2 separate regions of the Homo sapiens genome follow, and region 2 is linked to region 1. A link is an interaction called in ENCODE POLR2A ChIA-PET data of the cell type or tissue named here. Cell type or tissue: IMR-90. All regions are shown on one strand. Each heading gives the region's core, and the rest is flanking DNA. Links, peaks and the distances in the headings are about the cores only. Region 1 has its middle 11 kb from the start of ITPKB. Region 2 overlaps PSEN2 (presenilin 2).

Evidence for each region. ChIA-PET counts read pairs that join two places held together with the same protein. Peaks named below come from ENCODE experiments on the same cell type or tissue, not always from the same donor. Only the 100,000 strongest peaks of a DNase experiment are listed, where the experiment ranks them.
Region 2: POLR2A ChIA-PET joins it to region 1 with 9 read pairs; 2 of 35 experiments call an interaction of 5 or more read pairs at or near these places.

Annotation. Positions count from the first base shown.
Region 1 is chr1:226,741,839-226,758,762 of GRCh38, reverse strand. No RefSeq gene overlaps it. Among named protein-coding and RNA genes, the nearest start is that of ITPKB, 11 kb to the right of the region's middle. RefSeq lists an enhancer at 3,964-4,463. In IMR-90, for the core only: no CTCF peak of the experiment used is centred there; no DNase peak of the experiment used is centred there; H3K27me3 peaks cover 1,785 bases.
Region 2 is chr1:226,873,097-226,887,324 of GRCh38, reverse strand. PSEN2 (presenilin 2) reads right to left here. Exons shown (of 13, transcript NM_000447.3): 3 at 11,775-11,960; 4 at 5,277-5,437; 5 at 3,406-3,620; 6 at 1,646-1,787. The coding sequence starts at 5,417. Among named protein-coding and RNA genes, the nearest start is that of PSEN2, 9.6 kb to the right of the region's middle. RefSeq lists an enhancer at 4,292-4,451 and a silencer at 4,971-5,171. In IMR-90, for the core only: no CTCF peak of the experiment used is centred there; a DNase peak (open chromatin) is centred at 4,034.

The DNA.
Region 1 (16,924 bases), core at 4,014-12,013:
TTAATGATTACTGTTTTGTGTTTTTTTTTTTTTTTGAGCCGGAGTCTTGCTCTGTCACCCAGGCTGGAGTGCAGTAGCGCAACCTCTGCTCACTGCAAACTTCACCTCCCGGGTTCAAGCAATTCTGCCTCAGCCTCTGGAGTAGCTGGGACTTACAGGCATGTGACACCACACCCAGCTAATTTTTGTATTTTTGGTAGAGACAGGGTTTCACCATGTTGGCCAGGTTGGTCTTGAGCTCCTGACCTCAAGTGATCCACCTGCCTTGGCCTCCCAAAGTGCTGATATTATAGGTGTGAGCCACCGCAACCCGGCCTATTCCATTTTTTTTTTTGATGCAGGGTTTTGCTATGTTGGCTAGGCTGGTCTCAAACTTCTGAGCTCAAGCAATCCTCCTACCTCAGCCTCCTGAGTAGCTGGGACTATAGGTGCATGCCACCATGCCTGGCTTATTTCATCTTTTACTATAGGCAAAACTTTATTTCTCTATAAATGGTTCTTATTTAACTTACATAAACTTTCCATACCTCAGTTTCATTGCATTTAAAGTGAGAACAGTAATATTACCTACCTCATGGCTTAGCTGTGATAATTAAATGATCAATACATGTAAATGACATATGTAAAGTGTTCAGAACAGTACCCGGCACCTCATAAGCACTTATCTATCGTTATAATTATTATTAATTAATAGCAAGAAATTGGGGGATTGTGTAAATCAACTTACGGCTTAATAATGAAATTGACCTCACTCTTCTTTCTAATCTATGTTTATTTTACTATGTAATGATAACTTTTAAACAGCATTCTGGTTAGAATTACAGTTTTCTTGTTTTGCCCAAACATACACACAATGTGTATGTACAGGCATATCTTGGAGATATCATGGGTTTGTTTCCAGACCACTGCAATAAAATGAGTCACATGAGTATTTTGGCTTCCCAGTGCATATAAAAATTATGTTTACATGGCTGAGTGCAGTGGCTCATGCCTGTAATCCCAGCACTTTGGGAGGCGAGGCAGGCAGATCACCTGGTCAGGAGTTCAAAACCAGCTTGGCCAACATGGTGAAACCCTGTCTGTACTAAAAATACAAAAATTAGCCAGGCGTGGTGGTGCACGCCTGTAATCCCAGCTACTCAGAAGGCTGAGACAGGAGAATCACTTGAACCCAGGAGCCGGAGGTTGCAGTGAGCTGAGATCTCGCCACTGCACTCCAGCCTGGGTGACAGTGAGACTCTGTCTCCAAAAAAAAAAAAAAAGTTATGTTTACACTGTCCTGTAGTCTATAGTTTATTAAGTGTGAAATAGCATTATGTCTAAAACATGTACATACCTTAATTTAAAAATACTTTATTGCTAAAAAGCGCTAACAATCATCTGAGCCTTCAGCAAGTCATAATCTTTTAGCTGGTGGAGGGTTTGCTTCAATGTTGATAGTTGCTGACTGATCAGGATGATTGTTGCTGAAGGTTAGGGTGGCTGTGGCAATTTCTCGAAATAAGACAATAGTGAAGTTTGCTGCATTGATTGACTGTTCCTTTCACAAAAGATATATCTACAGCACGCAATGCTGTTTGATAGCGTTTTACCCACAGTACAAGTTTTTTTTCAAGAATGAAGTCAATCCTCTCAAACCCTGCTGCAACTTTATCAACTAAGTTTAGGTAATATTCTAAAGCCTTTATTGTCATTTCAACAATGTTCACAGCATCTTCACCAGGAATAGATTCCATCTCAAGAAACCACTTTCTTTGCTCATCCATAAGAAGCAACTCCTCATCCATTCAAGTTTTTCGATCTTGAGATAGCAGCAATCCAGGCCCATCTTCAGGCTCCGTTTCTAACTGCAATTCTCTTGTTATTTCTACTACATCTTCAGGCACTTCCTCCACTGAAGTCTTGAACCCCTCAGTTATCCATGAGGGTTGGAATCAACTTCTTCCAAACTTCTCTTTACATTGATATTTTGATTCCTTCCATAAATCATGAATGTCCTTAATGACATTTAGAATAATGAATCCTTTCCAGAATGTTTTCAATCTATTTTGCCAAGATCCATCAGAAAAATCACTACCCATGGCAGCTATTGCCTTACAAAATGTATGTCTTAAATAATAAGACTTAGAAGTCAAAATTACTCCTTGATCCATGGGCTGCAGAATGAATATTGTGTTAGCAGGCATGAAAACAATGTTAATCTCCTCGTTCATCTCCATTAGAGTTCTTGGGTGACCAGGTACATTGTCAATTAGCAGTAATATTTTGAAAGGAATCTTTTTTTCTGAGCAGTAGGTCCCAACAGCGGGCTTAAAATATTCAGTAAACCAGCTGGGCGTGGTGGCTCACGCCTGTAATCCCACCACTTTGGGAGGCCGAGGCAGGGGGATCACGAGGTCAGGAGATTGAGACCATCCTGGCTAACACGGTGAAACCTGGTCTCTACTAAAAATCCAAAAACAAAATTAGCCAGGCATGGTGGCGGGAGCTTGTAGTCCCTGCTACTCGGGAGGCTGAGGTGGAGAATGGCGTGAACCCGGGAAGCAGAACTTGCAGTGAGCCACGATCTCGCCACTGAACTCCAGCCTGGGTGACAGAGCGAGACTCCATCTCAAAAAAAAAAAAAAAAAAAAAAATTTTCAGTAAACCATGTTGTAGACAAATGTGCTGACATCCGGACTTGGTTGTTTCATTGGCAGAGCACAGGCAGTAGATTTAGCATAGTTCTTAAGGGCCCTGGGACTTTTGGAATGGTAAATGAGCACTGGCTTCAACTTAAAGTCACCAGCTGCATTAGCTCCTGCCAAGAGAGTCAGCCTCTCCTTTGAAGCCTTGAAGCCAGGCATTGACTTTGCACCTCTAGCTATGAAAGTCTACTTATTAATTTCTTTCAATAGAGGCTGTTTCATCTACATTGAAAACCTGTTGTTTAGTGTATCCACCTTCATCACTTAGCTGGATCTTCTGGATAACTTGCTGCTGCTTTTTCATCAGCACTTGCTGCTTCTCCTTGCACTTTTATGTTAGGAAGGTGCCTTCTTTCCTTAAAACTCATGAACCAACCTCTTTTAGTGTCTAACTTTTCTTCTGCAGCTTCCTCATCTCTCTCAGGATTCACAGAATTAAAGAGAGTTAGGGGCTTGCTCTGGATTAGGCTTTGGCTTACAAGGATGTTGTGGCTGGTTTGATCTTCTATCCCAGCCACTATACTTTTTCTGTGTCATCAGTAAGACTATTTTGCTTTCTTGTTATTTGTGTGTTCACTCAAGTAGCATTTTAAATTTTCATCAAGAACTTTTCCTGCATAGTCACAATTTGGCTAACCGTTTGGCACAAGAGGCCTAGCTTTTGGCCCATCTCATCTTTTTACCTGCCTTCCTCACTAAGCTTAATCATTTCTAGCTTTTGAGTTAAAGTGAGGGATGTGTGACTCTTCCTTTCACTTGAACACTTAGAGGCCATTGTAGGGTTGTTAATAGGCCTGATTTCAATATTATTGTTTCTCAGGGACTAGAGAGGCCCAAGGAGAGGGAGAGAGATGGGGTATACTGGTTGGTGGAACAGTCAGGACACACGGCACTTATGGATTAAATTTGCTGACTTTTATGGGTGCCGTTCGTGGCACCCCCAAAACAATTACAGTAGGAACATCCAAGATCACTGATCACAGATCACCATCACAGATATAATATTAATGAAAAAGTTTGAAATATTGCAAGAATTATCAAAATGGGACACAGAGACACCAAGTGAGCACATGCTGTTGGAAAAATTGCAAAGATAGACTTGCTCGGCTGGGCGTGGTGGCTCCCGCCCTAACTCTTTTTAATTCTGTGAACGCTGAGAGAGATAAGGAAGCTGCAGAAGAAAAGTCAGACACTAAAAGAGGTTGGTTCGTGAGGTTTAAGAAAGGAAGCCACCTTCCTAACATAAAAGTGCAAGGAGAAGCAGCAAGTGCTAATGAAAAAGCAGCAGGAAGTTATCCAGAAGATCCAGCTGAGATAAGTGATGAAGGTGGATACACTAAACAACAGGTAGCTCACGCCTGTAATCCCAGCATTATGGGAGCCCGAGGTGGGCAGATCACCTGAGGTCAGGAGTTCAAGACCAGCCTGGCTAACATGGTGAAACCCCATCTCTACTAAAAATACAAAAATAAGCCGGGCATGGTGGTATGTGCCTGTAATCCCACTTACTCAGGAGGCTGAGGCAGGAGAATCGCTTGAACCTGGGAGGCGGAGGTTGCAATGAGCCGAGATCACGCCATTGCACTCCAGCCTGGGCAACAGAGTGAGACTCCATCTCAAAAAAAAAAAAAAGACTCGCTTGAAGCAGCGTTGTCACAAACCTTCAATTTGTCAAAAACAATATCTGTGAAGTAGAATAAAAGTAGGTATTCTTGTATATGCATGCACGCATGCATGTGTGTGTATGAGAGAGAGAGAGAGAGAACGAGACAGAGCGAGAGACAGAGAGAGCACAAGAGTATAAAACATCCGATGCATCAAACCTGGTGACTACCTTCAAATGCATCCAGAGCCTGCCTCCTTCTCAGCACCTCTGCTCTCCCGCCTGGCCTCACCCCTGCTCCTCCAGTCTGGCCTCCCACAGGAGCCCCCTGAATGCTTTTCCTGCCTGCTCTCTTGCCCCTCCACCCTCTGTTCTCCACCAGCAGCCAGAGGGCTTTTTCTAAAATGTGGGTCAGGTCATCTTACTTCCGTGTTCAAAACTTTCCAAAAGTGTCTCTTCTTGCCCTGGGAAAAGCCCTGACTATCTCCCTGACCTTATTCTCTCCAATGCTCCCTTCTCTCACTCTGCCTCAGCCACAATGGCTGTTTGCTTCCTTGACCCTGCAAGTGTGCTCCTGCCTCAGGGCCTCTACTCTGGCTGTCCCCTCTGTGGGTAACACTCTTCCCTGGTGGCTGAATGACGTCCTCCCTCCTTCCATCCTTCAGATCTCTGCTCAGACATCATCTTAGGCAGAAAGTCTTCCCTGACCACCTCTACAAAATAACTTAGCACTCCCAAGGCCCTCTTACCCTGCCTGTATTGTTCTCCATGTTCTCCACGGCTCTTATCAACATCACACACACCAGACACACACACACGCACACACACACATATACAGGCTTGTTACTCCCTATCTGCCATTACTGTGAAGCCTCTCTGAGGTCAGGACTTGTGTGTGACTCCCTGCTCTATCCTCACAGTCTAGAATACTGCCTGACATATAACTGCTCAGTAACATTTTTTGAATGAATTTGTCTTCTTCCCTTTTTACCTTTAATCACTTTTTTTTTTTTTTTGAGACAGAGTCTCACTCTGTCACCCTGGCTGGAGTGCACTGGCACAGTCTCAGCTCATTGCAAAACCTCCACCTCTTGGGTTCAAGTGATTCTCCTGCCTCAGCCCCCCAAGTAGCTGGGACTGCAGGTGGCCGCCACGACGCCAGGCTAATTTTTGTATTTTTAGTAGAGACGGGGTTTTGCAATGTTGGCCAGGCTGCTCTTGAACTCCTGACCTCAGGTGATCCGCCCACCTCAGCCTCCCGAAGTGCTGGGATTACAAACATGAGCCACCATGCCCGGTTTTTAATCACTTTTTAATTATTTAAAGAAAAAGATGGCTGGGCACGGTGGCTAACACCTGTAATTCCAGCACTTTGGTAGGCTGAGGCGGGCAGATCACTTGAGGTCAGGAGTTTGAGGCCAGCTCTGCCAACATGGCAAAACCCTGTCTCTATTAAACATACAAAAATTAGCCAGGCATGGTGGCGCATACTTGTAATCCCAGCTACTCGGTAGGCTGACGTAGGAGAATCGCTTGAACCTGGGAGGCGGAGGTTGCAGTGAGCCAAGATTGTGACACTGTACTCCAGCCTGGGCAACAGAACGAGACTCCATCTCAAAAAAAAAAAAAAAGAAAAGAAAAAGAAAGAAAGAAAAAAGAAGAAAAAGATGCTGTGAGAACTCACTTGCTCACTTGCCTGGAAGTCAGCCCTGGGGCTCCAGTGGACCCTCTGGGCTCTTTAGTTGAGCAGCCTCCAAGCCTGAGATGCCTGCTTCCCCAGCCTCCGGGGGTGGGTATGGATACACACCTCAGCTCAGCCAATCAGACACACCCACTGGACATTGACACAGAGAAGCAGGTCCATGGAGAAGCCATCTTTGTGGTAATGGTGCCAGCAGCATGGCCACGTCCAGGTTCCAGGAGTATCAGTGCTGCAGCAGGAGCTGTGTTGACAACACCTTATGTGGCACTGGACAAACCCTCAGGAGTGATTTGACCTGGGGAGCCTCCCCCATTCCTGCCCCATCTCCTAAGCTTGATTTTCTGGTATTCTTGATGATTTTATGAGCTCCCCATATCTTTATTATAACTTTATCTTGTGCTTATAGAAGCAATACACAGTTTCTGTTGCTTGCCATTGAGCACCCTGACCACTGTCGGGCCGTGCTCTGTGATGCTTTATGGCAATAAGCACAGCAGGGTGGGGGCATGCAGGAACCACTGGAAAAGCGGTGGCCTCATAGATGACTTCCTAACCTCCTACAACCTATTATACCTTACCTTAATGTGAGCAAGTTGGCATTCTTTGCATCTCATAATTTGAAGTCATTCATCTTTGTGCTTTTCACCGTGTCTGCTCTCTTTGGAGAAGATGTCTATTTTTGAAGCTGCTGGGCATTTGGGAATCCTGCACACAATGTGAGTTGGTTGGGTTGGCATTGTCACCAATGACGATGTGAGTCGGGTTGGCATTGTCAGCACTTGGAGACACAGTTTAGATGGGAAGCTTTCAACCTCAGCATTCATGCCTCAGGGTTCCTTTGGGAGCTACTCTTCTAGCTGCATTTCCAGGAATTTTAATAGAAATTATGTAACAACAAGCACGGAGGCTGTACTCAGGAGAACAAGTGAAGGAAGAGCATCTCAGCCTATTCCCAGCTTCTCAGCTCCAACTTAGCAGGGAGCACATGGCCTCTAGGACAGAAAAACAAAGCCTCAGCCCAAGATGAGCTCCTCCCCTCACCCCTGCTTCTGTTTAAAACACCTGTTTTAACACCTGTTTAAATCGGGTGTTTTAGTTTAGCACAGAGATGGGCACATAATAAATACCTTTAAAAGCAGTCTAGGCTGGGCACAGTGGCTCATGCCTGTAATACCAGCATTTTGGGAGGCTGAAGTGGGAGTATCACTTGAGTCCAGGAGTTTGAGACCAGCCTGGGCAACATAGGGAGACTCCATCTCTACAAAAAAGTGAAAAAATTATCTGGACATGGTGGTGCATGCCTGTAGTCCCAGCTACTCAGGAGGCTGAGGCGGCAGAATCACTGGAGCCCAGGAGTTCAAGTCTATAGTGAGGCATGATCACACTACTGTACTCCAGACTGGGCCACAGAGCAAGATCCTTTTTTTTTTTTTTTTTTTAAAAAAAAAGCAATCGAGTGCTAAACCATTGGCTGGATGATGGGGGAGAGCTCAGAAGGGGAGGAAACACTCCATTTCAGGGCCCTAGAGAGCTGCTAGAGATGGATGATGTAGCCCTGGAACCCCAGTCCCGGCGGGTCAGCAAGTGTTTATCAGGTGGTCACCAAATCAAAGGAGGGTCCACAACATGGAGATGCAAGGTCCTCTTGCTTTTACCACTGAGCGGGCCTTGATGTGGGATGTGTCTGTGACAGTCTTGGCTGCCCTCTAAGGAGAAGCCTGAGGACCAGGCTCTTCCACAGCCGGTTTTGCCTGTAACTTCGATCCAGGTCCTTCTGCACTCGTGAGTCTTGCTTAGGATGTGGCCTAAGTTACTGGCTAAGTTCCAATGTGGCAGGGCCCATGCTAGGGTCTTTCATATACACCATGTCATTTAATCTTTCAAGATCCCTATAGGGTAAGCAGCAATATCCCCATCTTGCGGAGTAGGAAATTGATGTGAAGAGAGGCTACCTAACTTCCAAGTTCACACAGCTCTAAGTGGCTGAACTGGGATTTAAACTCATGTCCAGGCCAGGTGTAGTGGCTCACACTTGTAATCCCAGCACTCTGGGAGACCGAGGCAGGTGGATCACCTGAGGTCAGGAGTTCAAGACCAGCCTGGCCCACATGGTGAAACCCCATCTCTACCAAAAATACAAAAATTATCCAGGCGTGGTGGCAGGTGCCTGTAGTCCCGGCTACTTGGGAGCCTAAGGCAGGAGAATCACTTGAACCCGGGAGGCGTAAGTTGCAGTGAGCTAAGATTGCGCCACTGCACTCCAGCCTGGGCATTGCAGCGAGACTGTCTCAAAAACAAAAATGAAAACAAACAAAAGACTAACTAAATAAACCTTTGTCCACCATGGACTTCTTAACCAAAGGACCCAATGGATAATAAGAATTAACTGATGAGGCCGGGCACGGTGGCTCACGCCTGTAATCCCAACATTTTGGGAGGCTGAGGAGGGCAGATGACGAGGTCAGGAGATTGAGACCATCCTGGCCAACATGGTGAAACCCCATCTCTAATAAAAATACAAAGAATTAGCCAGGTGTGGTGACACACACCTGTAGTCCCAGCTACGAGGGACCCTGAGGCAGGGGAATCGCTTGAACCCGGGAGGCGGAGGTTGCAGTGAGCCGATATGGCGCCACTGCACTCCAGCCTGGCGACAGAGCAAGACTCCATCTCAAAATAAATAAATAAATAATTAATTAATTAACTGATGAATAGGGAAATTTCAGGTCTTCAACATCTTATTCCAGGACCACAGTAGTGGCATTCTAATTGAGCCCCTTGAGGAAGTATTCCCTTAATCACAGATCAGTCCAGATAACCTCTCTTTGACTGTATAGCCCCTGGAGAATACAGCTACCTTATTTTTGTCTTATTATTCTGAGAGAGTTCAAGACCAGTCTCTATCCTTAGAGACAGACTCTAAGATGGGTTGAAGTATTTCTGCCTGCAGGCATCCACGGCCCCGTGTGTGAGTGGGCTCGGCGATTTGCTTCTAAGCAGCGCAGGTGATAGGATTATAATCTTCTAAGCAATGGAGGTGATTATGTCACATAAGATTGCAACTTCCGTCTTGTCAGCAGACACTCTTTGTTGCCTTCTAAGCTTTCACGCTTCGATGAAGCAAGTAGCCATGTTGAGGAGGTTCACGTGGCAAAAAAGCGAGAGAAGCTTCTGGCCAAAGCCAGCAAGTTGCTGAATCTCACCAACAACACTGTGATCTTGGAAGCAGATTCTTCCCCAATTGAGGATCAGATAAAGCCCAGTCCTGGCCAACACCTTAAGTGTAGTCTGAAGCCGTGGACTGAGCTAAACCACACTGCATATTACAGAAACTGTGAGATAATAAATACATGTTGTTTCAAGCTGCTAAGTTTCTGGTAATTTGGGATAGCAACAGGTAATTAATATGCTCCCTCCGCAGTAGCGAGCTCCTGAAAGGTAGGGCTGTGTTGCAGTGTTTTACCCATCTCTGAGGGCCCGGTGCCCTGGAGCTCTGTAATAGAGACCACTGAGCCTGGTCTCTATTTCCCCTACAATATATCCTCTGTATTGCCTCAGAGATATCTTTTTAAAATGCTAATTTAATTGTGTCACTCTGCCTAAAACTCCTCAGTGGCTGCCTATCATTTTTAATGAAAATCCAAGCTAATTAGCATAGTAATTAAGGAACTTCACCACATGTCCCCAAACTGTTATTCCAGGCTCTTCTCCCCCCCCATTGCCCCCCACTCACCACCACCATATACTCTGGCCACATGGACTCAACACTCCTCAAACCTGCTCTTCCATGGGTCAAGGGACTTGTGATTGCTGTGCCTCTGCCTAGAAGACTCTCTTCTTTTCCTGGTGAACTCCTACTCATCCTTTACAGTCCACCAAAAGATAACCATTTCCTGAAGCCTTCCCATCTCCTCCCCTAGCCCAAGGCCACCCCTACCACTGTTCTCTCTTGGTCATTTGAGTGCTATTATACCATATATCACATAAAAATAAAAATAATTATAACTATTTTAACACTTGGTTCCCCTTCTAGTCTGTGAGTACTTTAAAGATGAGTACAACTCCTCTTCATATCCTTCTCTTCCCTCTCCCCTTGCCTAGAAAACCCAGTCATAGTTTAAAGAGTAAATGAATGGCGTTAATGATACCCAAAGCTGAAATGAGATGCTCATGGGTTAAACAGCAGTGAGGTAGGCTGCGTTAGTGGGTACCAGCAGAAGTTCTGTAGACACCTGAAGCATGGACTGAGTGTGGTTTGCAACCAGTATAGATATAATCTCTTGTTGCTGGTGCTGTCCCTTTGTTGTAAGGGAAAGGAGAAATGGGAGGCATGAGAAACTTCCCTCTTCTACCAAAGACAGCCGTCTATTCTATGTTAGAACATTAGATGGTGACCTTTTCTGAGACTCTGTTCTTACACACCAAGCACGTAAACTTAACACTTTCTTTTCATTCCTAAAGTCTTAAATGATGGATCAAGGTTGACTCAAAGTCCTTCTCTGGCTCTCCTAAACTTCCTAATGGAGGCTATTCAAACACAAGGCCCACTGTATCAAAACCTCAGAGAAAACATTTTGTGAATGTCCTGTAACTCACGCGTTTCCAATGCTCTTTCTCACCAATTATTTTTGTCCTAAGGGTCCGCAGATGTCATACAAATCCAGTTATCCAGAGAAAGGTGCTAAGGCCGCTCCTCACCTTTCACTCTTTATTTTTATTTATTTATTTATTTATTTATTTATTTATTTATTTATTTATTTTTGAGACAGAGTCTTGCTCTGTCACCCAGGCTGGAGTACAGTGGCGTGATCTCGCTCACTGCAAGCTCCGCCTCCCGGGTTCAAGCGATTCTCCTGCCTCAGCCTCCTGAGTATCTGGGATTACAGGCACCTGCCACTACGCCCGGCTAATTTTTGTATTGTTAGTAGAGACGGGGTTTCACCGTGTTAGCCAGGCTGGTCTTGAACTCCTGACCTCAGGTGATCTGCCCGCCTCGGCCTCCCAAAGTGCTGAGATTACAGGTGGGAGCCACTATGCCCGGCCCACGCTTCATTCTTTAGGATTTAAAGCAAAGGCAGCCTTTTCAGTGTGTAGGAGGGGATCCCTGGAGAAGAGGTTTAGTGCAAAGCCATATAGAGTCAGCATCTTAAACTGACAGCAAATGACTTGGTTTCAATTAAAACAAAGTCTTGACACCACATTCCTTTTCTTTTCTTTTCTTTTCTTTTCTTTTGAGATAGGGTCTCACTCTGTCACTCAGGCTGGAGTGCAGTGGTGCAATCATGGCTTTTTGCAGCTTCAACTCCTGGGCTCAAGTGATCCTCCTGCCTCAGCCTCCCAAGTAGCTGAGACTACAGGTGCACGCCATCATGCCTGGCTAATTTTTAAATTTTTGTACAGACAGGGTCTCGCTATGTTGCCTAGGCTGGTCTTGAACTCCTGGCGTCAAGCAAACTTCCTACTTTGGCCTCCCAAAGTGCTAATGCACTGCACCTGGGCTTGACACAACATTTCAACATGAGTGTTTAAGTTAGCTAAGTCACATTTAGGTAGGAAAAGCAGGATCGCATTTTTTCAGTCCATCTCTTATCAGTTTATGGTTGTTTACAGACAATGAAAAAATGTATATATACATTTTTGATGCTGAGTGAATACATATATTTATACCACTGGCTCAGATCATGGCTATTCTATGGATTTTGAGTCTCTGTGCATAACTTATTAATAGATTTGCAACAGAGCCAACCCAATCTGTTGTTTAGATGGCTGGAAAAGTCAGTTTGAAACTAGATAATTGTTTCAATATCCACATGTAAATGGAACATACCTATAAGTATCTTACACTTTGCTGCAGAAATCATCCTAATCAGCTTGGTATTCTCCTTCCAGTCCCACCACAAAGCAGCGTCTGGATTTAGGAGAGGCAGAAAATGCTTCTGTTGCTCGTGCCTGAGTTGGGGACAAAGACCTTTCAATAAATATGATCAAATACCTTCCCTACACCAGACATAGCAGATGCAAATGGGACTAAGTCCTCAAAGAGGAGGAGACAAAAGGTAGCACATTATAACATAGCATGGAGTTAGGGAAGGGTTTAGTAAGCGTTTGATGAATGAATGAATACATGAAGAATAAGCTGTTATAACAGTGAAGTATACCCAGGAAGCCATGAAACTAGGGCTAAAGCTCAGGTGTATAGGGAACGTAAAAATGGACTTTCTCTTTTCTGTATCAATCTAGAATCATAACATTTGCTGTTTTCATTTTGCTCTTCCGGACCATATGCCTCATGAGTAGTGGCAGAGGGTAGCAAGACTGTGTTTGTGTATGTATATGTTTACATAAATAAGTCTGTCTTTTAAAAAATAGTATTTTTAATGACTAAGGAATTAATCATGAATAAATATATGTAAGACAAGGTATTAAGTGGCCAGGGGAGGTGGGGGTTGTTCATAGAAAAGCCATAGCTGCTCTCTGCCTTCAAGGACCTTATGGGAGAGAGCATGAAAAGCTTACTAACAGTGCGAGGCAGAAGGAGGGATGCTGAGTGAAGGGTGCTGATACAGAGTCTCCACATGTGAGGAGGAGGAGGTCATTTCAGGCTGGGCCATCAGAGGAGGATTCCTAAGAGGATGATATTGCAGGATAGATGCGACAGCTGGAACGATTGTGATAATTTAACAAAGTTATATTTGAAAAAAGGGGACACATAGTTATTCCATGAAACATGTGAATGAAAAAATGAACAACTTACCCAGAACGTTTCACCCAGAAGAGAGATTATATGTCAAGCACTGTGCTTGACACTAGGAATGGGGCCCATAATATCCTCATCAAAGGCTATATCCATCCATAGCTATGTTTTTAAAAATATCTTTATTGGCTGAGCACAGTGGCTCATACCTGTAATCCCAGAACTTTGGGAGGCCAAGGCAGGCGGATCACCTGAGGTCAGGAGTTCAAGACCAGCCTGGCCAACATGGTGAAACCCCGTCTCTACTAAAAATACAAAAATTAGCCAGGCATGATGGCGGTTGTCTGTAATCCCAGCTACTTGGGAGGCTGAGGTAGGAGAATCACTTGAACCCGGGAGGCAGAGGTTGCAGTGAGCTGAGATCGCACCATTGCACTCCAGCCTGGGCGACAAGGGCAAGACCATGTCTCAAAAAAAAAAAAAAAAAAAAAATTCTGGCCTGTAATCCCAGCACTTTGGGAGGCCGAGGTGGGCGGATCACGAGGTCAGAAAATCGAGACCATCCTGGCTAACATGGTGAAACCCCATCTCTACCAAAAATAGAAAAAATTAGCCTGGCATGGTGGCGGGCGCCTGTAGTCCCAGCTACTCCGGAGGCTGAGGCAGGAGAATGGCGTGAATCCGGGAGGCGGAGCTTGCAGTGAGCCGAGATGGCGCAATTGTTGTACTCCAGCCTGGGCGACAGAGTGAGACTCCATCTCAAAAAAAAAAAAAAAAATTTTATTATGTTATAAGTGATATACAACAAACTGCACATATTTAATGTTTTACAGTGTTATATGTTTTCATGTATGTATACACCCATAAAATCATCCTTGCAATTAAGACAGTGGACGTATCCATTACTTTCACAATGTCCTACATGTCCCTTCATCTTTCCTACTTCCTGCCCCTCTCCACAGCCTCCATGTTCAGGCAGCCACCCAGTCTTTTTTCTGTTACTATAGATGAGTTTGTGTTTTCTAGAATTTTCCATATTTGGAATCATACAGTAGATATTCTCTTTTGTTTGATTTTTCTCAGGCAGCATAATTCTTTTGAAATTCATCCATGTTGTATGTACATCAATGTCCATTTCTTTTTTATTAATGAATAATATTCCATTGTATACCACAATTTGTTTATCCATTCACCTGATGAACTTTTGAGTTGTTTCCAATTTTTGGCTAATTCTAATAAAGCTGCTATGAATAGTATGCTTTGCATATAGTTTCTCCCAGTCTATGCATTGTCTTTTCATTCTTTTCAGTATCTTTTGAAGAGAAGTGGGGTGTTTTGTTTTCTGTTTTTTTTGTGTGTGGACACAAGGTCTCACTCTGTCACCTAGGCTGGAGTGCAGTGGCATGATCATGGCTCACTGCAGCCTTGGCCTCCCGGGCTTAATTGATCCTCCCACCTCACCCTCCTGAGTAGCTGGGAATACAGGCACGTGCCACCATGCCCAGCTAATTTTTGTATTTTTTTTGAGACAGAGTCTTACTCTGTCACCCAGGCTGGAGTGCAGTGGTGTGATCTCGGCTCACTGCAACCTCTGCCTCCCAGGTTCAAGTGATGCTCCTGCCTCAGCCTCCTGAGAAGCTGGTACTACAGGCGTTCACCACCACGCCCAGCTAATTTTTGTATTTTTAGTAGAGACCGGGTTTCACCATGTTGGCCAGGCTGGTCTCAAAATCCTGACCTCCAGTGATCTGCCTGCCTTGGCCTTCCAAAGTGCTGGGATTACAGGTGTGAGCCACGTTGCCTCCTAAAGTGCTAGGATTACTGGCATCAGCCACCATGCCTGGCCTAATTTTTTTTTTTTTTTTTTTTTTTTGTAGAGATGGGGTTTTGCCATGTTGCCTAGGCTGGTCTCAAACTCCTGAGCTCAAGTGATCTGCCCGCCTCAGCCTCCCCAAAATGCTGGGATTACAGATGTGCACCACTGTGCCTGGCCTTGAAGAGACGTTTTAAATTTTGATGTAGTCCAATTAATTTTGGTATCATATCTAAGAAACAGGAACCCAAGTTCCCAGAGATTTTCTCTTATGTTTCTTATAAAAGTTTCTTGGTCTTAGGCTTTACATTAGGATCTGTGAGCCATTTTGAGTAATTTTTGTACAATATTGATAAGATATTCATTGAATTTCCTCTTTTTAGATATGGATGTTGAATTGTTATGGCACTATTTGTTAAAAGACTTCTCCACTTTTTCTGCACTTGTGTCAAAAATCAATTGTCCATATATACATGGGTCTATTTCTGGACTATTTTGTCCTATTGATCTATTTTTTGAACTTTATGCCAATGCCACACTATCTTGATTACCGTAGCTTTATAATAAGTCTTGACATGAGATAGTGTTAGTCCTCCCACTGCATTCTTTTTCAAAGTTGTTTTGGTCATTCTAGATCTTTTGCATTTCCCTATGAAGTTTAGAAAATAAAAACAAAACAAAATAAACAAAAACAAAAACCTGCTGAAATACTGACTGTGATTGCATTGAATCTACAGATAAATTTGAGGAAGAACTGACATTGTAACAATATTGAGTCCTCCAATTCATGAACATGGTATATCTCTTCATTTACTTGGGTCTTTTTTTTTCCAGTAGTGATTTATAATTTTCTCATTATAGATCTTCAAATGTTTTGTCATGTTTATCTCTAAGTGTTTCATAGTTTTTGATGTTATTGTAAAGATATTATTATTTGATTTTTTAAAATTTCTGATTATTTATTGGTAGTATATAGAAATACAATTGATTTTGGTATATTAATCATGTATTCTGCAACCTTGCTATTATGGGCTGAATTGTGTTTCCCCCCATATTTATATGTTGAAGTCCTAACCCATGATGTCACAGAATATGACTATTTGGAGGTAGGGTCTTTAAAAAGGTAATTAAGGTTAAATGAAGTCATTAGGATGGGCCATAATCCAATATGACTGGTGTCCTTATAGGAAGAGGAGATTAGGACATAAACCTATATAGAGAGAAGACCATATAAAGATACATAGAGATTTATCGGCTGGACATGGTGGCTCACGCCTGTAATCCCAGCACTTTGGGAGACCGAGGAAGGCAGATCACAAGGTCAGGAGTTTGAGACCAGCCTGGCCAATATGGTGAAACCCCGTTTCTACTAAAAATACAAAAATTAGCCAGGCGTGGTGTCGGGTGCCTGTAGTCCCAGCTACTTGGGAGGCTGAGGCAGGAGAATTGCTTGAACCCGGGAGGCAGAGGTTGCAGTGAGCTGAGATCACGCCATAGCACTCCAGCCTGGGCGACAGAGTGAGACTCCGTCTCAAAAAAAAAAAAAAAAAAAGAGAGAGATTTATCTGCAAGCCAAGGAGAGAGGCCTCAGAAGAAACTGGCCCTGCAACAGCTTGATCTACAGACTGAAACTATTCTTAGTCACCAGAATTGTGAGAAGATAAATTTCTGTTGTAAACAGAATTTCTGTTGTAAGCCAACCAGTGTGAGGTACTTTATTATGGCAGCCTGGCAAACTAATACATTTACTAAACTCACTTATTAGTTCTAATAGCTTTTTCATAGACCCAAGATTTTCCACATAGACAATTATATAATCTAAATAAATAGTTTTACTTCTTCCTTTCCAATTTGATGCCTTTTTATTCCTTTTCCTTGTCTTATTGCACTGTCTAGGACTTCAAGTACAGTGTTAAATAAAAATGGTGAGAGCAGGCATGCTAACCTTATTCCTAATTTTGTTTCATTTTATTATTATTTTTTGAGATGAAGTCTCACTCTGTTGCCCAGGCTGGAGTGCAGTGGTGCTATCTTGGCTCACTGCAACCTCTGCCTCCCGGGTTCAAGTGATTCTCCTGCCTCAGCCTCCTGAGTAGCTGGGACTACAGGTGCGTGCCACCACGCCTGGCTAATTGTTGTATTTTCAGTAGAGACAGGGTTTCACCATGTTGGCCAGGCTGGTCCTGAACTCCTGACCTCAAGTGATCCACCCGCCTCAGCCTCCCAAAGTGCTAGGATTACAAGCATGAGCCACTGCGCCTGGCCATTTTTCCTAATTTTAGTGGTAAGTGTTTAGTACTTCATCATTAAGTATGATATTAACTTTAGGTTTTTCGCAGATGCTGTTTATCAAGTTGAGGAAGTTTCCTTTTATTCTTAGTTTCATAGCTTTGATTTTTTAACTTCAATTTCAAAAGCAGACAAA
Region 2 (14,228 bases), core at 1-8,000, 130 kb before region 1:
CACGGCCCTGCTGCACACACAGCCAAAAGGGGAAGGGGCTGCCTCTGGGACCTGCCAACCCTCTTCATCCCAGCCACCACCTGGCTGCCCGGGCCACCACCATCTGCCTGTATCGTGGAACCTCCAAGGAAGCCCTACTAGACAGATGGCTGAGCCCCTCTTCACAGCCTCTGGGACTGGCCACCAGACACCTACTGCCCGCAGTGGGGCCAGCTCTTCACATCTGCCACGCAATTTCTAGCTTGACCCCATGCAATCTGTATCCTCTGCTCCAAACCAGCAGCCCTCCACCCTGCTTCCCACCATCTGCCAACCTCCCAGCGGCAATGTTCAAACCCTGCCTCGTCACAGTTACACAGGTAATTGTTACTTATTTTATTATTATTTTTTTAGAGACAGGGTCTTACATTGCCCAGGCTAGACTTGAACTCCTGGGGTCAGGCGATCCTCCTGCCTCAGTCTCCCAAGTAGTTGGGACCACAGGCGTGCACCACAATGCCCAGCTGGTACTCATTACTTGTTGATAAGCTTCAGCTCAGGACACATCCTGCAGCCCCTCCCATGGCTTTCCCCTCTGCTGCCCCCGCTGGAAGGGGGCTCAGCTCCCTCCCTGCACTGTCCCTGTCCCATCCCTCTAGCCTGGGCACTCTGCACTTCTATCTACCTGCTCCATGGATGGCAGCGGCCTGAACAAAAAATGCTGTGAGGCACCTGTGTGTAAACAGTTTTAAAATAGGTAATGCCCAGCTTAATTTCCTTTCCATCGTTAGGGGTTCAACCCCTTACCTGGGAGAAAAGCCTGAAGCCGCTGTCTAAAAGCTTATGGCATCTTTGGGGACAGGCAGTGCCCATGATTCTGGCCAGATGGGATCTGCCCTTCCACTACTCCCTGGGGCTACTCGGCAGCTATAGGCAGCTACAACCCAAAAGTCTCCCAGGGCTGCAAGACCTCAGCATGGCCTCTGCACATCCTTGCCCGAAAAGGAAAAGGAAAACTAAAAATAAATCTTCAGGGGAAGTATCGGGGTGAGGGGAGCCTAAAATAGAACTTCAGAAAGAGAAGCAAAACAAAATTAACTTTGAAATATGAGAAATGATGCTTGGAACACTGCAATGAGGAACTCAAGTGGGATAATGTGTAAATTTAAAAGACAACAGGCTGGATGCAATGGCTCACACATGTAATCCCAGAACTTTGGGAGGCCAAGGTGGGAGATCACTTGAGTCCAGGAGTTTGAGACCAGCCTGGGCAACACTGTGAGATCTAGCCTGCACAAAAAAAAATTTTTTAATTAGCCAGGTATGGTGGTGCAAACCTGTAGTCCTAGCTACTTGAGGGGCTGGGTGGGAGAACTTGAGCCCAGGAGGTTGAGGCTGCAGTGAGTCATGATCGCACCACTGCACTCCAGCCTGGGCAATGGAGTGAGACCATGTTTCAAGAAAAAGAAAATAAATAAAAATAAAAGACAACAGTATTAGGTCATCCACGGTGGGAGACAGGATGGGGTGGGGAGGAGTACAAAAAATCTGGGTCTATTTTCCTCTAATTTGTGTTTTTCTAAAGGCGGCTGTTTCACGGGCCCTGCCGCCATGGTGTGGGGCAGACGGAGAGAAGCGTGGCTGGAGGGCAGGGCCAGGGCCTCACCTTGTAGCAGCGGTACTTGTAGAGCACCACCAAGAAGATGGTCATAACCACGATGACGCTGATCATGATGAGGGTGTTCAGCACGGAGTTGAGGAGGCGCTGGCCCACCGAGGGTGTGTCCTCAGTGAATGGCGTGTAGATGCTGAGGGAGAAGGCAAAGGGCTGATGCTCCCGGCCCTGACTGCTCCTCGAGGCTCCCCACCTTGAGTGATTCTGGACCTGCTAGGGGAGGTGCCTGGGATGCCCATGCTGCCCACATGCTGCCCTGATGGAGTGCGGGCACCATCCCCATGAGCAGTTCCTGTCCTCCAGCTCATTTCCTGGCACCCTGACCACAGACCTGTGGCTCTCAGCCTGCCAACTGGGCCCAGTGCAGCAGTGAGGACGAGGGCTAGATGACCTCCCTGCTGCTTTCCCCACCCCCACAGGGATTAAAGGCTCCCTAGGCACTTCTCTCACCCATCCAGTTCTCATTCCCCCACCCACCCACACCTCTCCACCAGCTCCACCCAGCCCAGCACTCCTCCACCTGCTACTACCCGACCCCCATCCGCTGAAGCAACTGCTGTCCTTGCAGCTCATAAGCTCAGGAAGCAGACACAGGAAGCAATTCACTCAAACCTCACTCTTCCCAGCCTGGACTGCTGCAAACAAACCGCTGGCTGCATTCTCTCCATGCTTTCACCTGTTCTGCGCTGAATCCCCCACACACTATAAGCTTTCTGAGGATGGGACTCTACTTCTTTTTTAATTTTTTAAAAAAATTTTGAGACAGGGTCTCACTCTGTTGCTGAGGCTGCAGTGCAGTGGCGCAATCATGGCTCACTGCAGCCTCGACTTCTGGGCTCAGGTGTTCTTCCACCTCAGTCTCCCAAGTAGCTGAGACTACAGGCATGTACCACCACACCTGGCTAATTTTTGCATTTTTTGTACAGACAGGGTCTCGCCACATTTCCCAGGCTGGTCTCAAACTCCTGGGCTCAAATAATCCTCTCACCTCAGTCTCCCAAAGTGCTGGGATTACAGGCATGAGACACCACACCTGGCCTTATTCCTTTCTTTAAAAGAAACAACAACAACAAAAAAAACCAACACACACGAAATGAAACAAAAATCCCTAACTTTAAAAAAAAAAAAAAAAGTTTACAGAAGGTGCTTAGCAGTGAGGACCACAGAAAGGGGAGGGGGAAGAAGTGGAGGAAGCTTCTCATTTTTCTACGCTGCTGCCTCTGCATGTATTTTACTAAAATAAACGAAAGGCTTTATAAGTCTTCCTCACAAGGCTGGAAGTGAGCTGAGAAATATCTGGTCCAACCACCTTGTTTCACATTCAGGGAAGCAGAGACTCAGAGAGGAAGTGATTTGTTTGCAGTCACACAGGGATCAGTGGCACAGCCATGCCCAGGATCAAGAGCTTGCTTTCTGCAGCAGGATCCAGCTTGCCTGAGCACTCACGTGCAGTAGACACTCTTCTAAGCCCTTCACTCATATTAACTCACTTAATTCTCCCAGTAACTGCGTTATCAACCCATTATACGAACAAGGAAGCTGAGGCATAGGGATGTTAAAAGCATGCCCAAGTAGGTCACAATCCAGGAGGCAGTGAGCCAGGCCATGAACCTGGGCGGTTCTTCATCCCTGCTCTTTACCGCTGCTGGTGTGGAGCTGCAGGTACAGTGACCAACACAGGCTGCTGCGCCCCCCACCCCCTGGCAACTCAGCCCTCACCCCACCCTGCTCCCCCCAGCCCCCCAACTCACAGCTGTCCATTCTTCTCTGTGTAGAAGCGCACAGACTTGATGGTGGCTACCACCACGATCATGCACAGAGTGACAGGCACAAACAGCATGATCACGTGCTTCGCTCCGTATTTGAGGGTCAGCTCTTCCTCCAGGCCTGGCGGCCGCCCGGGAACCCCACTACAGACATAGCGGTCAGGGTCCTCCTCACCGTCCTCCTCGTTCTCCTGGCTTCTCTGTGGGAAACCACATCGTGAGGGCCGCAGAATGTCCCCCACGGCAGCCTATCCATGTAATGCACGGATTTTTGGAACCAGAAATGAGAAGTTTGAATGTTGCTTTCCAGATATAAGGAGCAGTCTATGAGCTACTAGGGCATATGAAAAGTTTGTGAGGACAAAGTAGAGAAGATTTGGAGCTGGATGAAGCACCATAAATGAAGGAAGGAAGGTTGCTATGGTCTGCAGGCCCAAGACTTAATGGTTAATGAATCAACTTAATGGTTAATGAATCAAAAGATCTTTCCCCTTCCTAATACAGGGACTCAGGAGGTCACTCAATTCTGTTCATGTGGCCATACTGATATGGGAGGAAACAGGCCAGGAGATAAATAAACATTTTTGGCTGACAAATCACTAGCTAGAGGAGTCAGTGCACAGGGACACTCTCTTTGCGTGTGACTAAGATACTGGGAATTTGCAGAGGAAGAAATTACTTTGAACTTTCTGCCCCACAGAATCAAGCATGTAAATTTGTAGCTCTGAACTAGAGAGGCTAAACAGGTGTTAAGCATCTGAGAAGACGCAGGCTCTGGGAAGGTGGGCAGGCACAAATGAGGAGGTAACGAGGGAGGGCAGGACACCTGCCAGACACTAGCACAAACCGATCTGTAAGAATTTGTGTTTTGGAACTGTGGCAAGTCAAGGTCATGGGCTGCCTTGCTAATGAGGTGAACAGCTAAAGAAAAAGCCAAATGAAACAAAAACTGAAAATGACAGTTGCTTCAGTACCGGTTCTCTGCAGAGAGAGTCCCAATCTAGACGTTCAGCCAAGAAAGAAGACTACTCATGAACAGAAACTGAAACAACCAAAGTGTACAAAACTTCCCGGAGATAACAAACAAGAAAAGGCTGAGGAGTGGCAGAGCAGTGGCCTTAAGCTGGTGTGATTTCACTCAGGGCTTAGGGACGATGGTTCCGTTCTCAAGGAGAACATGGAGAAGTGAGCTCAAATTTCAGCAAGCAGGATTAAGACTGGCTGCAAGAAAACAGTCCACACAGAGACATTTTTTAATTCTATAATGGGCAAAACAGAGAACAGGGTTCAGGCAAATTCAGATGTTCTGCCCTGATCGGGAGAGAAAGGACACAACTAAGTGGCTCTCCCAACGATATCCTACTCTTTCTAACGTTACAATCTCCTCCCCTGGGGGCTGAATGATCACAGTGAAGCCCAAATATCCCCAGCTCAAAAGTCAATCGTGTATCAGGCAGACTCCTCTCACACTTACCATGTCTGGCCATCTGCCAAAAAATGCTTCCCCTGCTACCATCCTAAGCTTCTGTGTTACCTGTCCTAGCACCCAGGCATCCAAACAAACTCTCCTATTACAGTGGAAACAGTGACCTGCATGAGAGAGGTAAACCCAAGGTGGCAGAGTGGACAGCGTCCTTCAGCCCACTGCCAAGTCCATCTCTGGCTGTGAATGCGCAGTCCTATGAAACCCTGCAGATGGAAGGTCCATCATGGCCAGCCACCCACCTTTTCGGCCAATCCTCATCATTACTTCCCTTCTCCCTCCCGCATCAGGGAATGAATGTCTGGTTTTCATCTGTAAGGTACAGTAGCCGCAGGGACCTGTTTGAAGGCCCCCAGCTGCTGGTGGGACCTACCCACTGGGCAGTGTTCTCTCCATCCTCTGGGCCCTGCCTGCCCTCCTGGCAGGAGCGCGGCGTGGGGCTCTCAGCCGACATTAGGGACGTCCGCTCATCACACACTTCTTCCTCGCTGTCAGAGGCCATGAATGTGAGCATAGCCCTGCCTCTGGAAGCACCTGGAAAAAGGAGCACAAGGACCTTGTTCCACTTTCCTGTGAGACAAAGGCAGTGGAGGACTCAGGGGGTGGCTGGAGGCGACCTGGAGACTTGGACACAAGTCCTGCCCCAAAAGCTTCCAAGAGATGCCTGTCAATCAAACGACTGCCATAAAACAAGAGGCCTTGAGAGTTACCATGGAGGCAGCAGCGGCCTTGCCTGGGGCTGGCCTGAGGTGACTCACATCCCAGGGGGCAAAACGCATAGCCACGAAAGTCAGGGCAGCTCCAAACTGTCAGTGTGCTCATTCATTCAATCAGCAAACATCTGTGGTGCATCTATTATGCACCAAAGATCATGCTGGGCTCTGGGGATAAAAAGATGAGTAAGAAACACCCTTGTCTTAAAACAAAACAAAAATCATCTAATGTGACAAATGATACAATCCGGGTGTTTGATGGTAGGTGCAGAAGCACAAAAGTGGAACCAAATCTCAGAGATCACGAATGTTTTCTAGAGAAGAGCCTATCTGATGGAGACTGGTTTTCCCAGGAGGAGGGAAGGGCAGAAGGCACAATGTTCCAGTGAGGGCCTCACACTGTGGGGCGGGCAGTGGAGATGATCAGGGTCTCAGGCACCATGTTAAGGAGACACACATCACCCTGAGGACAATCTTGACAGACAAGATCTGAACCAGGTTTATAAAAGTCAGTCTGGCCACTGACCAGAGAGGGAAAGTGACCCCCAGAGACAACTGTGGCAGGTGAGGAGAGCTGAGGACAGCAGCAGGATGGATGCAAGTGAGGGCAGAGTCCAGAAGGGGTCAAGAGGTCAAGGGCAGGACCTGACGCAGGAGAGAAAACACAGTCTAGAATGGCAGCCAGGTGGGGACTAAGACAGGGAAGACCGGAGAAGAGAGTCTCGGGAAAGACCATGAATTTCACCCTTTGAGTGTCTATGGGATAAAATGGGGAAGCTGTCTGGGAGGTGTCTGAGGACCAGGTCTCCTGAGGTTAGAAGTGGAGACCTAAGCCATGAGAGCAGACGTGTGAGGTGGGGAAGTGCCACTGAGGGCGGGACCCAGGGGAAGGCCAAGGCCAAGGGGACAGGAGGGAAGCCTGCCCCCTAAAACAGTGCCAAGTGGGGTTTCACACAGTAGTACCAAGTGGGGGACCCAGTGTACCAAAATCTACACATGCAGGTTTCTGGGCTGGGAAGAACTTCAAACAATGCCTGGCAAATCTGACAGTCCCTGCCAACATCTCAGACGGGGACAGAGGCTGAGTTATCGCTGTCCAGAGGCTGAGTGATCGCTGTCCAGAGGCTGAGTGATCGCTGTCCAGAGGCTGAGTGATCGCTGTCTGTCCAGAGGCTGAGTGATCGCTGTCCAGAGGCTGAGTGATCGCTGTCCAGAGACCCTCAGGGCTGAGCTTCACACCCTGGGCAGGGATAGCAGGTGTGCGCTCTGCTGAAAGTTCGTCTCCAAGTAAGTCACCCCACAATATATGTGATTTTTTTTATTTTTATTTCTAGAGACAGGGTCTCACTGGTCACTTACGTTGGAGTACAGTGGTGCAATCATAGCTCACTGCAGCCTTGAACTCCTGGGTTCAAGCAATTCTCCCACTTCAGCCTCCTCAGTAGCTAGGGCTGCAGATGCACGCCACCATACTAGGCTAATTTTTAAAATATTTTGTAGAAATGAGGGTCTCACGTTGTTGCCCAAGCTAGTCTCAAACTCCTGGCCTCAAGTGATCCTCCTGCCTCAGCCTCCCAAAGCACTGGTATTACAGAGTGTGAACCACTACACTCAGCTATATGTGGTTTTTAAACAAAGCAGGCAGGTTCCTTCCACCAAGTCAGCCAATTTCAATCCCCTTAACAAGACCTGTGGCTGCCCTTCTTTCTGAAGACAGCAACCCCGGCTATGGCCTGGATTATTCCTACAGGGACTTTAACTTCATCCCCAAATAAGAGGCACAGGCAGAGACTGCCTCTGCTCACCTCCATCACAGGGATTTCAACATGAACAAACTCCCCAGCCTGCAGCACCTTCTGTTTAGGATAGATGAGACAAGTACAGGAGTAACAACAGCGGGAAGCAAAGCCAGCTAAAAGCCAGGAGGGTAGTGACAAGGACAATGCACCCGACAGGAGGGGACACAGTCTATCAGTTGTCAGGAGTAGATGCCTCAGGTCACAAGAAGTAAGAGGGATGTGAAGCTGCAAAGGTTAGGAATATTTCACCAGGCAGAGTTTGGAGGAGGGGGCTCATTCTGGAAAGAGGTAACCACTTAAGTAAACATATGAGTTGGGAACATAACATAACCTATCCTGATAATATCGAGCAATTGGATGTGGCTCAAGTGTGGGGACCTGGTAGGATGGGCCATGCCAGGGAGGAGTTTGGTGCCTGATGGAGGAGTAAGAGCTTAATGCAGCAGAGGAGAGCCCCCGAAGCTTTCTGACCAGGAGGAAGATGTGAACTGAAGTGAACTTTACAAAAGCAGCCTTTGCAGAAGAGGTGTGGGCCCTCCTCCCTCTTCACTCAGAGTACCCTCAGACTAGGCCCCAGGGCCACAGGGAAGTTCTGGGAACCAGCAAAATCCATACAAATAGAGCACAGCTTCACATCCCCCAAAGAGCTGCAGGACCTTGGAAAGTTCTTGGCTTTAGTTCCTTCATCATCTATGGAAATGAGAGAAATTATCAGGTGGAAATGCAGGAGAAGGGCCGGGTATGGTGGCTCGGCTCACGCCTGTAATCCCAACAGTTTGGGAGGCTGAGGCAGACAGATCGCTTGAGCCCAGGAGTTCAAGACCAGCCTGGGTAACATGGCAAAACCCCATCTCTACAAAAATAAATAAATAAATAAAAGAAATTGAAGAGAAAAAACTGTAAGGTCCTCCTCTGGCTCAGCCTCACTAGATAAATCCTAAACAGACTCCTGCCTGGACCCAGGGTTTCCCTCACTATCCACTCTGGCAATGGGGAATTCACTCTTACTCAAAGAGGGGCACCACAACAAAGAGTTGCTGCATTTTCTCAAGCTAAATCATAATATTCCATCTGCAGCAGTGTGCTGGATGAGATACGAGGCTGTACAGGTGGCTCTTTTAATACCTCCTTTTCTAGTATGACAGTTTTGTTTTGGGTGTGAATGAACAGGGAAGCTACGATCTCCTCCCTCTGTTCTTCCCATGCCTCTTAAGCTCCTGTGATTTATCTCTGCTATGACTGGAGGAGCAGTTCTGGGAGTCCCTGTACCTAAAAAGCCACAGGCTGCAGCCTCCAATGACAGAGGGCAGGCTCACCCTTCAGACCCACAACAGCTGGAGCATTCAGAGGATGTTGTGTTTCTTAGGCTCCCAAATAGCAATGCACAACAAAAATGGATAAGCAGAGAGCAAAGGTGCCTGTTTAAAGGAGAAAGGGAGCTGATGGGTGGGTGAAGATGGAGAAGCAGGGGACCCAGGATCAAGTAGAATCAGTTCCTTACAATTCCCACGTCTCCATTCAGTTGCCAACCACTAATAAGACGCTCCCTGGGGCTGGGTGCGGTGCTCATGCCTGTCTGAGGTGGGCAGATCACCTGAGGTCAGGAGTTCAAGACCAGCCTAGCCAACATGGGGAAACCCCGTCTCTAATAAAAATACAAAAATTAGCTGGACATGGTGGCAGGCACCTGTAATCCCAGCTACTCAGAAGGCTGTAGCAAGATAATCACTTGAACCCAGGAGGCGGAGGCTGCAGTGAGCTGAGATCGCACCACTGCACTTCAGCCTGGGCGACAGAGTGAGACTCTGTCTCAAAAAAAAAAGAAAGAAAAAGAAAAAGAAAAAAAAGACAATCCCTGGAAAGCAGTTCTGTGAGCAGAGGTTCCCTGACATCTGTGATAGTTGTGCTGGGGAGGGTAGGGTTAAAGGACCATACCCTTTCCATGTGACACTGCGCTAGACAGTGACCTGGTCTAGACAGTGACCTGGTGACCACTGTCGTCATCATCCACACTCGCTGACTGCCTGCCCTGTGCCCAGGCCCGGTCTCATCAAGACCTGACATGTCTTCAGGAAGAAACAAGGAAAAACTACAAAACATGCTTTCTAACCCACAAACGTCATTCATACATGCGGCCTCCTCACCAGAAAACAAGTGTTCCCTTGAGCAGGCTGCTTCCCTCATTCCACTTTCAAAAATTCCTCCAAGGCCTCCCCTGAAGCTGTGCCCACAACAACGAGGACCAAGACTTCAAGAAAGCAGGGAAGGAGAGAGCTGTCATTAAGGAATAATCAGGGAAGAGCTAGTCTCAGCTGTCACAGCAAGGGCACCCTCTAATCACAACCCTCCTAGCCTGGTGGGGTGGGGGTGACAGGTGGGAGGCACCAACTTAGGAAATGCTGAATCCCTTAGGATCACTGTTTCTCAAAGGTGGCCCAGGCCACTGGGGGCTGGTGGAGATGGACCAGCACCTGCTGAGCCCTTAGCCGGCACTAAACATCCTGGAGCAAGGTGCTACTATTCTTCCCCATGGTACTGATGAGGAAACAGAGGCTCAAAAAGTAATTAGCTCAAGGTTACCCTTGGACCTAGGTAGTGTGTCTGGACTCTTCACCACTCTGCTAGGCTGCTTATTAACAATGCAGATCTCCAAGCTCCATCCTCACCCAGTGTCAGGGATCCGCATTCGGGATGGTTGGTCCCCGGGTGATTCTCAGCCAGTGTCAGACTTTTCCTGGCACTGTCTCTGCTTTATAATCACCCGAACAGGCTGGGGCCCTTTCTCAGCAAGGTGAGTGTCCCTCACCCACCCACCTTCACCCTCTCACTGCTTGGCACTACTTGATTGCCACATGAGAGAGTGAGACAATGAACACTTTCTCCTGAATACCTAGAGTCTGGTCAGAGAGCAACTAGGGAGGAGGAGGAGTGGAAAAATCTCAGACCAGCAGAGCGGCATGGGGAGAAGAGAGCTCTTGGGCTGAAAAAGGCCCAAAACAATGCCCACTGCGGAGGAGAGTGTGGAAAAACTGGGTCTCAGTCACTACCTGGACAAACTGCACTGGCCTTAACTGAAAGGAGTAAGAATCAACACTTTAAACACAGCATACCTTTCGATCCTGAAATGCTACTTCATGGAGACTGTGACAGGACCACCAAAAATCTTATTTCAAACATTTAATAACCTGAACAATGACACGCTGTTAAATTTAACCGAACATAAAACTTTACGAACCTGATCATCTGAATGTCCTTATAAAATGTATGTATATAAAAGATCGGAAATATTACAAAACATTAAAGATGATTATCTTTGCATGGTAGAACCAAGAGTGGTTTTTATTTTCTTGATATTTTTCTGCATTTCTCTAAGTCGCCATAATAAACACAGACTGTATCTGTAGGGTTTATTTTAGGCTATTAATTCTTTAAAGGAAAATAACGAGCATCAACATTTAGACAGATTTTCCTCTACATCTGCCCCTCCCAGATCCCCTCTCATTGGCCAGGAGGAGCAGATGGGACTCAAAGGCTGTAACTTTTTTCATTTGTCCCTCAGCCCCTCTGATTTACCTAGCTCCTGAAGGAAAACAGAGCATCTGGGATGGACTTCTGCTACCCTCTGAATTCCTGAGGGCCTGCTTTGCAAGCCACCTAAGTCTGCTCTGAAGCCTGCTGGTGCTCTGAAATCCTTGGAGGGAAAAATCACCACCCAAACGTGTGCAGATAAACAACACTGCTAGGTGTCTGTCCACATTAGAGTGCCGGTGACGCGATGAACTCTCCCCGGAGGCTGACTCACGGGCAGGTGGGGGTGGGGCTGGGTGATGTCAAGTCCCATCAGCCACTCAGCGACCAGCTTTCCCCGTCTCCCACCCCCTGCACCCCATTCTCTAGAGAAGTGGCAGGAAAATGCAGAGAGGCAGAAGGAAGTGTCCAACATAGACTACGTTCTGGAAAGCCTTCCAACAAGGAAGTGCTGAGGCTGATAGCTGCTTTGGATTAGGATGCAAAATCAAACATCCAAAGAAGCCACTGCACATTCCCATTAATCAGCTGAATGGGATCAAACTGCTGAATTAGCCAAACCAAGGGAGTCTGACCTAGAGAATCTCCCCAGCCGTGCTTGTGTCAGCAGTTCCTGCAATCATTATGGAAACCCAATGACCCAATTTCCTCGACCTTCTTTTCATTACAGAGAAATGTAAAGGCTTTGGCCTTAACATTTAAGGCCAATGGAACTAGGTAAGAAACAGATTTCAAAATGCCACAGCAAACTCCCATGGAAATCTGCCTCCACGGAGAAAATCCTAATGGAAAAAGAGGGTTCAAAAGCAGGTTGGGAGTCACTGCACTTACCACGAACACTTGGGGCCGCAGAGAGGTCTGAATCCCGGACACTTGGTTTCTTCTTCTCAGCAGGCTAAATGAATGATGCTCCCTGGCTTTCAAAGAGGGCAGCGCTGGTTTTTAACACGTCACTTTCTATGGTCACACAGCTCCCTCACATCACTCTCCTGACGTCTGAGAAGTCCCACGTCCTCGCTTAAAACAAGGAAGAGTTTGCTAAGGTCAGGTGATACCCAGACAATTGCCCACAGCTTCCCTGCTCACCTTCCTCCCCCTGGCCCTGGGTACCCGACTATGTATTTGGTCCAGCTGACCATCCATCTCAGCTCATATAGTAACACATACCACTTGGGGATGGTTCTCCCTGGCCTAAGCCAGAGCTGGGGCCTGAGTCTCAAAGGGAAGTGAGGTACTGCCCTACCACCCTCCCGGACCACAGGCCCCAGGGGCCCTCTGATGGGGCCTCCTGAATTTTGGGCCAGGCTCTAGACTTACCTCTAACAGCCCTGTCCCACTCAGAAGTGCCTGGGGCCCAGGCAGAGTTCTCTCATTTCCTGAAGCAGCCAGGGAAAAGGGTGGTTTGTGGGGAAGTGGGAGAGGGAGCCCCTAGCACGCCCCTCTGGAGTAGGCTCCAGAAACACATTTATTTTTAAACAAGCAGCAGCAAGTCAGCGGTCAAAAGCAGAGGCTTTGGAGACTGACAGGGTTCAGATCGCCTGCCTATGTGATTTGAACCACATACTCCCTGGCCAAGAGGCCTCAGACAGTCTAATCTGACACAGCTCATTTCCTCTGCTGTAAAAAGCAGAACAGGCATACCTTGCAAGATTATCGTAAAACCTAGAGATAACCTGTAAAGTGTCCAGCACACAGTAGATGTTCAATAAGTCGTAGTTATAAAGAAGATGAAATGGAGGAGGGACACAGTGAGAAAGGACACGGTAGCCTATGGATGTGCCTCTTGGAAAGTTACGGATCTGCTGAACCACCAGACACATGAACTGGCTTCAAAGGCCAGGCCCCAGAGATCAAGTTTCCATTCCCGGCCCAGCCCCAGGCACTATGGCCACGTAAACATATTATCAAATGAAAGGACATATCCATAGGACAATGTCAGAGCTGGCAAGGACCGTAAAGGCCATCAACGCCACCTAGTCAGCTCCCTGTATTATAATTAAGGACAACTGAAGCCTAGAGGGGCAAAAGTAATCAGTTAATGTCCCATGGCCAAAAGCCACAGTTACAACTCAAGTCTCCAAACTGCCCATCAAGGAGCTCTTCTCAGCCCAGTCAGCACTTGTGAGGGTCACGTACCCAGTGGCCAGGGTTTGGTCACACAGGCAGGCCCACCACACACTACACAGGCTTTCTGGGAGCACACTCACAAGACACATGCCTTCACCACGGGCAGGTATGTGTCAAGAAATGCTCCCTAATCACTCACTCACCAGCTCATCTGTCACCTCAAAACTCTCAAGTCTCTCTCCTGCCCCCAGGGCTCACTCTGCTCTCCCTCTGCTACTTGCCCAGGTAGGTTTGGCTCCATGGTGGGGAGTGCCCACATATGGGCATGGGGAGGACAGAGGGCACTGCTTCTCTGGGGCAAAAGGGAGGGTGGGAAAGTGTCCTGCTGTGGGACTGGTAGGATAAATAATTCAAATGCTCTACACAGCCATCAAATCTGCTTTTCCATGAGTACTCAATAAAAGGAAAATTCTGAAGGCATAACAGAAAAAACAGGATACACAAACTTCACCTACGGTTCCCTCCCTCTATTGTTTTAATAGATAAATATGCATATGTGAACAGTGTGGAAGGAAATGCATGTTAAGAGTGGTTATCTCAGCCCAGCGCAATGGCTTATGCTTGTAATACCAGCATTTTGGGAGGCCAAGGTTGGCGGATCACCTGAGGTCAGGAGTTTGAGACCAGCCTGGCCAACATGGTGAAACCCCGCCTCTAATAAAAATACAAAAATTAGCTGGGAGTGGTGGCAGGCACCTGTAATCCCAGCTACCCAGGAGGCTGAGGCAGGAGAGTCGCTAGAACCCGGCAAGCAGAGGTTGCAGTTAGCTGAGATCATACCATCGCACTCCAGCCTGGGCAACAAGAGTGAAACTCCATCTCAAAAAAAATTTTTTTTCCCTAATTTTCTAGAATAAACATGAATTACTTTTATTTTAAAAAGAGTCCAGTAAGTTTCTGGTTAAGGTACAGCAGAATGGTGGACACCCTTTGAATTGTTCTTCCCGTTCTAGAATTTTCACAAAGATGAACAAGCAGCCCATTCTCCCACTCAGTGAAGAGGCTCTCAAGAAATGATCTCCCTCACTGACATCTGATCTTTCCTGAGGACTGATGTGAAACCATTTTTTTTTTTTTGAGATGGAGTTTTGCTCTTGTTGCCCAGGCTGGAGTGCCATGGCCCGATCTCGGCTCACTGCAACCTCCGCCTCCTGGGTT